2 separate regions of the Mus musculus genome follow, and region 2 is linked to region 1. A link is a contact called in ENCODE Hi-C or POLR2A ChIA-PET data. All regions are on one chromosome and are shown on one strand. The core of a region is the stretch at or near the end of the contact, and the rest is flanking DNA. Distances in the headings are between cores, read along the strand shown.

Region 1 (6,187 bases), core at 1,479-3,978:
CGCAGCACCTTTAAATTCAGGCCATTCTTTCTTCTTGCTTTCAGGAACCTGATATAGATGTTTCCTGAATTAATTTCTTCTCTAATGGTTAACTGTCAGTTAAAGACTCAGAAACACTGAAACAATCATTTGGGAAAAAAAACAACAACAGCAGCATTCTGCAACTGTGCTTATCCATCTCAACCCTTTTTGGTTTCACTTGAAGTCCTAAGTAAACTCAGAGAGAACAGTGTACCACCATTAACCTAACCTTAGCACTTACTCTTGAAAGTTAAGTTCACACAGGGCAGAGCCACAGCACAGTACTGAAGATGGGGACATGAGCTTAGTGACCAATTATATATCATTCAGCTAGACTGTATAGGAAGGTAAGATGGGACATAGTTCCTCCTGATCTTAAGGGAATAAACTACACTCATTTAACAAAAGGTAGATTAACAACTGAAAAGTGTAACCACAAATTAATGGGAGCCTATGTAACAAGTGTTCCTATGTAGATCTAGAGAAAGTGTCCAACTTCACGCTGAGAGTCAATGGAGAATGGGCAGCTCTGTGGGGATGAGCTGGAATAAAAGGGGTGTGACCTGAACCAACCAAAGGTGGAAGCAGACCCAGGGCCGCTCCGTTCAGATTCTTAGGCTCTCTACGTTTGTCATTCGTTCCTCTTGGGCAGAGGGTGAACGCTTCTGACAAAAGAACTCCCGATCCTCTATGAATCAAGGTAGGCCAAAGGCAGTTCTCACACAGAAAGCTTACAGTAATTCTCAGGCCTATCATTTCTTTTGCAGTGAGGTGGTCCTAGCTTCTGTGTCTATCCTGAGAATAGGAGTTCTGCTCTCTAGGGCTTGATTTGAAGAACAGGAGGGCAGAAACACTTTCTTCCTGAAGCTACACCTGAGGGCTTCCAACTGTCCTTTATTCCAAAATACTCACTTATTATTAATGAGTCATGCTTTGAGGTTATCATTTTCGGGGCCCCAGTAGGAACTAGAAAAGAGATTTCAGAACTCCCAAGCTTTCAGAAACTCAACAAGCATGGAACACTCAACAGGTCCTAGTCTTTATAGATATATTACTTTAGGAACATAAAAATATACCTCCAAATGTGGAATAAAAGTCTTTTCACTTTCAAAGGCAACCACTCTGGCACCAGCTTTAAGTAATGCCCCAGTCAGGATTCCAGGACCTGGTATATTAACAGAAAAACTTTATTTGCAAAATAAACAACATACTGTCTGATTCTGTCTCTCCATTTCTATCTGTCTGTCTGTCTGTCTGTCTGTCTCTCTCTCTCTCTCTCTCTCTGTGTGTGTGTGTGTGTGTCTTTCTCTTCCTCTATTTTTAAGACAGGATCTCACTGTGTAGCTCTGGCTGTCCTGGAATTCACTCTGTAGACCTCGATGGCCTCCAACTCACAGATCAGTCTGCCTCTTGCTGGGATTAAAGGTGTGTGCCATTGCATCCGGCCACAGTCACTTTCAAAGTCGACTTTACACAAGCTTCAACGACACAATGTTTCCAGATAACATTCTTTTTGCATATAGAAAACTATGATTAGGCAGTTACCTTGAACCCACAACATCTCAACAGGTAAGCTGTACAGCCTTCTGTCTGTCAGTGACAGCAACACTTACTGTCCTAACAAATGTCACTATTTCCTAGAAGAAAAACAAGTATATAAGATAGTATGTAAGATTGCGACTACCTCTTACTCACGGACTATTTGAATGTTTAGCCATAAAAATTACTGTCAAGTCTAAACGAAATGACTGTCAGTAAGAAGTGATGCTTAAGAAAGAAAAAAATACAATTCAGGGTCAATGAGAACGCTCAGAGGGCAATGGCGGTTGGCGTAAAGCCTGAACACTTCGTTTCAATCATTGAGATCACAAGTGTAGGGCGAGAACTGACTCTCGCTAAGTCGTCTTCTGACCTAAACACGCGCGCATACACAATAAACAAACACTAATTTAGGATATTGGGCACGTAAACGCTAAGGGCAAAGCTTCTGTTCAACTCACCTGGATTGCACTCTAGTATAATTTGACGGGATGGGTTTTGGTGCTCCAGCAGGTCCCGTACCAGGTTCCTGGCCGCTTTCTTACATGCTATGTGACGCGTAGGCTCCGATCGATTCCTGGATGTCCACGGGGACGACTCCTCCAAATCAGAATCAGGCAACGGCTCTATATTGAAGTCAGAGAAGCCGCGGCGGTTCCTCGTTTGCCAGTCCTTCCGCGTCGCCGCTCCGGACCCTAGAATGCAAGATGGGCCGCGGGCCAACGCTGACAGCGCGATCCGCGGGGGAAGCCGCATCGCCGGTCCCCTCATCCTCCTCTAAAGTCCACCTCAAACACCAGTTAAGGTAGCCTCTGCGAAGAACGCAGAGCACCCCATCACACGTGCACACATTTCACCACCACACTAGGCCGGGCGGAAGTAAACATTACGAATGGCGCATGCGAACGACCTAGCCTCAGTCCTTTGCTCACTCGCTTCCGCTTCCGCCTAGGCTCCGCCCCCAGGCTCCTGTGCGTGGACTCTCCGGGTGTGTCCGTGCTGGAACTCTATGGTCGCCCGCCCTCCGCACTTCCTCTCTAGCCGCGGTCTCGCACTCTATGCTCCTCGGTCCGGCCGCCAGCCGGGAGGGTTGCGCAGAGGGAGGCGGGGCGGGAAGGCTAGAGGTGTCCGATCCTCCAGTGCCGCGGGAGACCCGAGCCGGCGGTGTGACAGCTCGTCGGCCGCCATGTCAGCGCGCGGGGCTGGAAACAGACCCGGCGCCCGGCGGTAGCCCTTGCATTGCCTCGGATGCCCAGGTAAGACCAGCAGCCCGGCTGCAGGGGATCAGCCGGCTGGCGGCGACCGCCGAGCTGTGGGGAGTCGCTGGCTCCTCCCCGGGCGCTGTCCTCCCCGGAGTTGCAGCGGGTCCCTCTCGCATCCGCCCCCTCTCGGATCTCCTGTTTTCCCCGCTTTTCTGCGGGTACGCGGTTGTCGCGCGTCGCGCCAATTTCTCCGCGCGCGCTCCCCTCCCCGGGGACCCGGCAGCTTCTACTCCGCGTCGGTGTCTCTGTTCGGTGGCCCGTCGCCTGTGCCAGCTTCCCTGCGGGTAGCTTTTATTTGCCCCCATATACCTTCTTTCCCCTCCACAGCTACCTCTTTGGTTGTCAGGAACCGCCGAGTGCCTCCCTTCTTTCCCTCCCTGTGGGCCAAGATTTACCTTTTCTTTTTAATATGCATGTTTGCAAGACTGAAATTTCAGGCTGAAAAATTTTAATATTTGAAAGCTTAAAATTCCTTCCCATGTTTAAAAGGATTAAAGCCTTAGGAAGCTTCCTTATTCTCTGTGTAAACTTAGTTAAGCACATTGTACCGTAGAATGCAATTTAAAAGGCCGATTGCAAAGACTAAAAATAGGATACTCTAATGGGAATTTTGGCAGTGTTAGAAGATCCTTTTCTTTGAGAGTGATTTCGGTGTTTGGGGATCGTACTCAAAGCTTTGCCCATTATCCCTTCCATCAAGGCTGGAAGCTGCGGCCAATCAACTTCTTAGTTTAAAATATGTACAATCCTTTCTGCTTACTCTGCTGGCAGCATAATTGAGCTTGGCATATAAATGCACAAGGAAAGAGTTTCTCAGGAATGTGTCACCTGCCAAGTAGCCTCAAGATTGCCCTTAGCTAATGAAACTCTAGGGCGGAAAGAATTGACACCTGAAGATGGCCTTTTTTGCATGGTAAGTTAGTACACTGCAGAAGCTATTAACTGTTGTTCACTGATCTTGATTTTGTTAAGTTTTTGTTTTGTTTTTTAACATCCTTTCTTTATTGAAATTATTCTTCCCAGGCATGGTGGTAAAAGTCTGTGCTCCTGGCATTCAGGAGGCTGATTACCCACCAGTTGGAGGCCAGCCTGGGATGCATAGAGTTCAGGGCTAGTTTAGGATATAGTGAAACCATGTCTCAGGAAAAGAAAAAAAGCAAAGGTGACCCCCCCCCATTGGCATTTTGATAAACTCAGAAGGATTCTAGACTTGCACCCCTCCCCAGAGCTATATTTTAACAATTGAATATGGCAGAATGATTTTTATAATTTTTATTAATTAAATAATTAATTAACTTTACCTCACGATCCTTGCCTCCCCTGCCTCCTCTCCTCCCAGTCCCTCCCTCAGAATGATTTTTAAAAAATATCAGAGCAATAACAAAATTTACTTACCCAGTATATTCTTGAGTTTTTCATTTTTAAAATAAGCCTCTTAAGGCAAGGGGATTGTAGCTCAGTGGTAGACCACTTCGCACGTATAAGGCCCTGAATTCCAGACCTAGCACCATTTTTAAAAATTTCACAATGCCTGTGGACCACAGCCTACTCAGTCCAAGGAAACTTGGGGCAGGGTTTATTTTCCTTTTGAGTGGTTGGCGTTAGGAAAGTTATATTTATCATTGTCCTTCTTTGTTAGGGGTCAAAGCCTGGGCTTTGCACACGCGCTGGGCGAGTGCTCTGCCCTGGAGCTACCTCCCCAGCTCCCTGTTTCTGTTTGTGTATGTGGTATGCATGTGTGTGCCTGTGTAGTGTGATGTCACGTGACTGTCACTGTCCACTGTTTTGTTGAGACATGTTCTGTTCCTGACCCTGGAGCTCAGATCCTGCTGGGCTGGCTGTCCGTCAGTGTCCACGGCTCCGTCTGCCTCCATCCTCCACGCACTCAGGTTATGGGTGTGGGTCTTTGGGGATCAGGACTCAGGTTTCCATGTTTTCTCTGCAAACGCCTTCCCGCCTGAGCCCCCACCCTTGGTTAACTCAGCATCCCTGGCACTGCAGGCCTTTGCCATGTGCCTAGTTGTTTCCCTCTGCATAGAGTTAATGGTATACTTGTCTGCATTTGCAGGTACTCGAGCAATACAGAAAGCACCCACCCCATGTCCATTTCACTTTTAAAATGAATCTTAGAGTCAGCATTTAGACCTACATTTTTAGAAAAGCTTAATTAAAGTTTTTTTTTTTTCACAAATTGCTTAGCAGTTGGGGCTTTTGTATCTTGTGCAATTTTTGTGCCTTTGAAGTAATTTTTCTTTCTAATAGTGCCTGCTGGTTTCTTTATGGCTGGTTTTAAATTATTTTTCTTATTAAGTTATCATAATCAGATTGCTTGAGAACGGAAACTACTGGTTTCTCTCTTTTTTTTTCTTGTAGCTTTTAAATGAGAATTGAAATTGGGAAATACTAAATGACAGTTCTGGCTTGCATCAGACTCAAGGCTGGAGAAGCATTATTCAAAGGCGTGGAAGATAATTCTAAAACTTGACTAGCAGTCCCACTTACCAGGTGGAAATGGTCTTAGTGGCTTTACTCCTCTGTATAGCAGAGTTACAAGTAGTTGTCAAGATTTCCTGCTAAGTCTGCAGCTCTGATGTGGTTAACACTCAGCACATCTCAATTAGGGCTGACCCTGTTGCAAATGTCCAAGAGTCACTTATAGCCAGTGCCTCCCTCATTGGCTGGCACATAGCTATAGCATTGCTGTTTGATGCTTAAAATGTCTTTCTACCTGGAGAGTCTGATTCTCTTGGGATACATGAAAAAAAGCCTCTCTCTCTCTCTCTCTCTCTCTCTCTCTCTCTCTCTTCCCTTTTATAAGTGCTTCCATTCTCAAACTGAGAAGATTCTGTGCAGGAAGAGGGTTCTAAGAAGTCTCTTCCTATTCGGTGTTGACATCAAACTCCGCTCCTTTAGTGAGTGCTGATGTCAGTGCTTGTTTAGTGAGTATCAGAAGATGAATAGAGGGCTCAGTCATTTCCTTGGGTGTCATTGTGACACCTGTGCGGCAACACTGTATCAGGGCTGGAAGAGTCTTTGTCTACTAAGTCTGTTGGCACTGAGTAGGGTGTTCTTGGGAAGGACCTGTGGAACGCTTGAACTTGGTTGTGAAACAGGTAGGGTACCTGCTGTTGTTGTGTTGAAACTGACCCTTTTCTGACCCAGTTTCAAGTATAGCTGATGGGTTTGGAGATGTGGGCCTCTACAGCATGGTATTTCTTATCAAGAGCGAGGTAGATTTTTTTTTTAGGCAAATTATAGAATGAGAGAGGATGTGCTATTTTGGCTTTGAAATCATGGGAATCAGAGTTTATGTTTGTTAGAAGGAAGTGTGGCGGCTTTATATAAAGCTGCTGGCACATCGTCTA
Region 2 (5,887 bases), core at 1,180-3,679, 42 kb after region 1:
GTGGTGGCATGGGTGCAGCTGCTGGGGGTCAGCTGCTTGGATACCTTCAGGGTTAAGAATGGAGAGACTGGCCCAAGAGTGCTCTCAGTGACAAACATTTGTCAAATCCCCTTCGAGTTTTCATAAAGTTCATTTGTGAAATGCTTTTTCAAATCCCCAGTGTAGCCGCAAACACTGAACACTGAGTTTAGGATAATGTGCCTGATTTAAAGAGCCCTGTGTTTGAAAGGAAAAAAAAATAAGATCTTTAAGTCCAAGACAAGTCTAGCTGAAGGAAGTGGTACTCGATACTAAGGTAGATCCGGGCTGCGGCTCACTGTGATTTATTGAAGCTTTTAGTTAGGGCCATCCTCTATAAGTGCACAGCAAGCAAACAAGCTATAAAAAGGCTTGCAGCTTCTGCTCAAGGAGAGTGCCCTCTGTGACATTTACCAGGAAAGAATGAGAGGATTCTCCTAGAGGTGTGGCATTGTCATCCAGAGTCTGCCTTGACTGCAGTTTATCAGCAGAGAATTTAGCAGATGAGAGGTGTGTCCTTCAGAACAGCCCAGGTGTTAACAGTCATTTTTAAATTGCCACCTAAAGCTGACAGGTGGTTCATGCCTGTAATCCCAGCACTTAGGAGGAGGCAGGAGATCACTCTGAGTTCAGGCCAGCCTGGGTTATGTAGTGAGTCCCAGACCAGCTGCGGCTGTGTGATGAGAAGATCCCATCTCAAAAACAATAACAAAAGGCTACCTAAAATAAAGCCTGCTGACAGATCCAGGGCCTACATGTAAAACCTTCTTTGTTTCTACCATTAATTACTTTATTACCACATGTTAATAGCATAGCATGACCCCAGCTTAACCTGGGCACCACAGCCCTGCTTCAGCCCTGCCCCCTCTGAAGGCAGAGGCTGTTGCCTAAGGGCATGGGAGGAGACCTAGCCACACAGAGCAAGTGATAATTATGCCATAATTACATAATACATCCCTTTGACCCCAGGTCAGGCCGGAAGGACTTTGTCTCGTCTCAGATTTATCTTACCCCATAATACTGGTCCTGGTGCAGAGAATTTTCTGTGTGTTTAGACAGTGACAATATTAGAAATTAGAATGAAGATGCATGGGAGAAAGTCTAGGGTGGGGACTGTGTAGACCTCAAGGTATGTTCACACCTGGTCACCCACAGGAATATGGCTGAGATGGACACAGCATTCTGGGGTGCAGCAGTTTGAAGAAAAGCTATGCAGTGGCTCAGAGAATCGTAGCAAAATCACAGAGCTGAAGTACTTTCTCTTTTACTATTTTTATTACTGTAAAACATCAATTTGCCCTTAGCCACTCATTGCCCAAAATGGTTGTGTTCATTCAGTGGCAGTAATTAGATTCATATCATGCATAGTCCTCGCTGGTGTCTATTTCCAAAACTCAAGCCACACCAAACAGAATGTCCATGTGCATTAAACGGTAATTTCCCTTTTCAGTCCGTCTCTCTCCTAGTCTCCCTCTGCTTTGCTTTCGTGTTTCCTGTTGGTTTTTTTTTTGTTCTTCCCTTCCTTTGGTCTCTGAGCATTTTTGAGACTGGTAACCTACTTTCATTAGTAGGACTGCTGTTTTAGTCTTCCTCAGAAACGTTTTCCATTCTTCGATTTCTTTCCTTATTCAGGCCATTCTAAACTGTTTCTTTGTCACTTTGAGACTTTTGTTATTGGATGCTGGACATGGTGAACCCTATGGTGGCAGTGACTCTGGGAAGCAGAGGGGTGGCACTTCTTCACTGGGTTAACTTGGGTTCCTTTTCTGGGCTTTCGAGCTTGGCTCTGGACTCTCTAACAGGCTGTTTGTGGTTCCTGCTCACTGCAGAGCCTCTCAGATCATGGATGTGAAAGCTCAGGGCTTTCTCTAAGCATTTATCCTTCCTAACAACCGGGACTGGCTTTGTAGTTTGTCAATCACATGGGCATTCTCGAATGCCCTGCTTTCTTTTCTTGAAGGTGACATTGTTCCTGGCTTTCCCTCTCTGGCTTCAGATATCATTTTGTGACCCAACTAGTTGTCAGTTGACTTTCTGCTCACCTGACAATAATTTACAGCAGAGTCTGCCACTTCCTGCTCTGGAGGGGCTTCTACTTAGATGACACAGAGACAAACACCTGTGTCTGTCCTTCAGGTAACAGAGACAAGTCAGATAAAGGGACATGGGAGAGTGGGGCTGCCTCTCCTGCCGTTTTGCTTTGAAAACCTAACTAGGGCTCCATCACAACTGTGCTTACCTGGTCATTGCTGGCTTCTAGACCCTTTGGGTCTCATTTGTCTGGGATAATGTCTCACATTCATGGTTTCCGCTTTTAAATGATCCAGTCACACTATTCCTCTGCCTGGAAGCCAGCAGTCGCGTCTCAGCTGAGCTGGCAGATGGCAGATACTAGAGGGGCATGCATGCCAGGGTGCAGTCCTGGCATTTCGAGACAAAAGCTGTTAGAAGCTATCCCTGGGCTCTAAAGTGCTTCCTGACAACCCTCAGGCTCTCAGCTGACTGGATCAGTCTTGTGCCAGAGGCACAGAACTGGATAAATGTATCTCAGTCAAGATAAACTACCTGATCTTTGCCCCAAAGCTGTTACAAATTTTTAAATCAAATAAAAATGTTTCTCAGTCTTTTGCTAAAATCAAGTATAAAAGCTAAATAAAACCTTAACAGACAAATGTTGAACAGTGTTCTCTTTTTTAGAGCTTAATGAAGTTGACAGGTGTTAAGTTAAATTAGGGCTTCTGAATTTGCCTGTCATCTGCAAAATGTATAAATAGCATCCCCACCTTGTTTGGAGGGTACTTTAATTGTAACTCACGTGGTTTTGCAAAGGAAGGTAACTAGAGTTTCTTGTTTCTCTTTAACCATCTGGATTCGTGTACAGTAGCACAGAGCTTTCTCTATATTGAATGAGGTGTTATAGTTAAGGGGAAATTGCATTCAACAGTTCATGTTTTGATTTTCTTGCTTAACTATAAATGTGTTTTTACAAGAGAACTTCTTATGTACCACAAAGAATTTTAGTGATAACTCATGACATATAATTAACCTTCTTAAAGTGAGAAACAATTATAAGACTTATAGGGCATTGTTGCCAAATGTAACAATATCAAAATTACCTTGAAATACACACAGACAACCACCAGGCTTCCATATTATACTTTGAATGTTCAAGTAGCTATCATAAAGTCATTTACTACAATAGAAAGGTGCAGGTTCACATCATGTTAGCCTGTAAGTCTATGGTCATACCTGTGTTTCTCTTCTTAATCGTTCCCCTACTAAAAGAAGCCCATTCTGTGCTGAGAAGAAACGAGATATGAAGCCATGGGAAGATGTGAAGGAAACTTGAGTGTCTGACTAAGAAAAAGAAGCCAACCTGGAAGGCAATGCATGTTACTGTATTGGGGACACGAGCCCGCTGGTGCTCACACTAACAGTGTTGGTGAACATTGAACCAAGTCTGTAACCGTTGGTGCTCACACTAACAGTGTTGGTGAACATTGAACTAAGTCTGTAACCGTTGGTGCTCACACTAACAGTGTTGGTGAATGTTGAACAAACTCTGTAACTATCATACATGCTTCTTTTTAAATGTTTTCATTTGTTCTTTTGTTTTAATTTTTGTTTTTTGCTTTTTGTTTTTCGTTTTGGGTTTCTCTGTGTAGCCCTGGCTGTCCCAGAACTCAGTCTGCAAACTAGGCTGACCTGGAATTCAGATTTGCCTTCCTCTGCCTCTCTAATGCTGGGATTAAAGGTGTGATCCACCGTGTCAAGCTATTTTCTACTCTTATATTTTGCTTTTTTTGGGGGGCGGGGGTCTTTTTACTTAGTCCAAGATGGCTTTAAAGTTCCTACAAAGGATGGCCTGGAACCGATTCTCCTGCCTCTGTTTTAAAGCGCTGAGGCACAGGAGAGTGCCACTGTGTCCGGCTTAGTTCTTACTCACTGCAACATAGGGCTGTAAGTAAGCTTTATTAGTGTTTGCCTTTGAAAGTTTTTCTTAAAAGGGGGGAGTGCAGGTTTATCTCAATGATCTCCCTCACCTGGCAGTGAGGGTCAGGAGCACACCTTGGTTTTTCCCGTCTCCACTGCTTTATATACGGCTAGCGATCTTAGAAGGTAGATGCCCAGAGAAGCCAAAACAAAGCTAGAAATCCGAGTTTAAGTAACTTGGCAAAAGTACAGGAGATAAGTGTTGGAAGCAGGCCTGGCTTCTGGATTGTCCATTCTCTGGTTCTTGGGCAAGAAAAGTTCTCTCCTCTTCTTTCTCTTCCTCCTCTTTCTTCTTCCTCCTTTCCCTTCCTCCTCTTCTTCTTCCTCTTTTTTTCTTCCCTCTTCTTCCTCCTCTTTTTCTTTTTTTGCTGTGCAAGGAATATGATCCCAGGCCTCATACCATTAAGCAACTCCCACTGCCTCATATTCCTTTCTTTTAAAACAATGTTGTTAATTTTGTGTATTTGTGGAGGTCAGACCTCTGTGTCAGGTGTCATCAATTGCTTGTCCACCTAATTATTTTACATTTGATTGATTGAGACTGAATTTCAGTCCTGACTTGTTTTATGCCAACTTGTCCCAAGCTAGAGTCATCAGAGAGGTGGAAACCCTAATTGACAAAATGCCTCCGTAAGATGGGGCTGTAGGCAAGACTGTGGGGTGTTCTCGAAATGAGTGATTGAAGTGAGAGGGCCCAGCCTATTGTGGGTGGTGCCATCCCTGAGCTGGTGATCCTGGGTACTATAAGAAAGCAGGCTGAGCAAGACACGAGGAGCAACCCAGTCAGCAGCACCCCTCCATAGCCCTCCATCAACTCCTGCTTCCAGGTTCCTGCCCTGTTTAGTTCCTGTCCTGACTTCCTTCCATGATGAACAGTGCTGTGGAAGTGTAAGCCAAATAAACCCTTTCCTCCCCAAGTTGCTTTTGATCATGGTGTTTTATCATAGCACTAGCAACCCTAATGAGGACAGTTTCTCCCTGAACCCAGAGCTCAGTGGTTGCCTGTCGTAGGTAGCCAGCAAGCCTTAGAGGTTTTCCCATATGTAGCTCTCCAGTGCTGTTGTTGTTTGTGACAGATTATCTTGTAGCCCACTCTGGCTTCAAATTCAACGTGTAGTTAAAGATGGCATAGAACCTCAGATCTTGCTGCTTCCGCTTGCCAACTGCTGGGTTTACAAATGTGTGTGTACCACCAGGCCAGCACTTTGTGTATTACTTAATCATCAAAATCTCTGTGAGGATTTGACTGTTAGTTTATCAGATCTAGGGACGATTTGAGAACTCATCTCCATTTATGGTGAGTAACTTTCTACTCTAAGGTCACTCTGAAAGATAATGCTATAACTGGGCCCTGGCTCCTCCCTGTTCAAAGCTCTTTGACTTATGGACTCTGTCTCAGTAGAGAATGTTATCCCAAGACATACGATATAGGTGTGGGTGATACATCTCTGCAGTTATCTCTCTCTCTCTCTCTCTCTCTCTCTCTCTCTCTCTCTCTCTGTGTGTGTGTGTGTGTTAGGGTAGAACATAAATAGGTAGGAGATGTATGGAGTATTTCCCTAGGGATATAAAGAGTGTACTAGTCCACTAGAGCATTGGGTTTATGTGGTAGACAGAGAAAGGCAGGGTTTGGGGCACATTGTCAAAGGAAGGAAAGGGCTGCTTGTTTTCCCTTACTAGGAAAGACCCTTTCTGAGACAGACCAGCTGAACGATGCTAGTGACAGATGGGCAGCTCACGTGATGTGAACATGAGCATTGGAATCAGTCCTGAGGTTCTGGTGAACGGGGTTAGCGTTGCTAACGGTTAAAGTGGAAAGCGTGGGTGCATCTCACGGGCGGTGGTGGGACTCAGCACTCCGCGGTGACAGCTTAGA

The links. Hi-C counts contacts between places; a loop is a spot of excess contacts on that map. ChIA-PET counts read pairs that join two places held with the same protein, here RNA polymerase II (POLR2A).
Region 2: a map of heart shows a loop between it and region 1 (2.9-fold over the local background). The contact joins the enhancer-like site here to the promoter of Cnst in region 1. A Hi-C loop is called at or near these places in 12 of 37 maps with a recorded cell type or tissue (T-helper 17 cell, gastrocnemius, heart and 2 more). POLR2A ChIA-PET finds 5 or more read pairs at or near these places in 3 of 5 experiments (Patski and embryonic stem cell).

The regions. Positions count from the first base shown.
Region 1 is chr1:179,543,801-179,549,987 of GRCm38, forward strand. It overlaps Cnst (consortin, connexin sorting protein), which reads left to right and starts at 2,729. Exons shown (of 11, transcript NM_146105.3): 1 at 2,729-2,816. It overlaps Tfb2m (transcription factor B2, mitochondrial), which reads right to left and starts at 2,476. Exons shown (of 8, transcript NM_008249.5): 1 at 2,022-2,476; 2 at 1,098-1,186. The coding sequence starts at 2,331.
Region 2 is chr1:179,586,000-179,591,886 of GRCm38, forward strand. The region is part of intron 2 of Cnst (consortin, connexin sorting protein); the gene reads left to right. Among named protein-coding and RNA genes, the nearest start is that of Cnst, 42 kb to the left of the region's middle. Within about 2 kb of position 2,430, at least 2 of the 3 ENCODE cell types and tissues checked have a DNase peak (open chromatin) inside an H3K27ac peak, as active enhancers do; they include gastrocnemius and heart, where a contact is called at or near this core.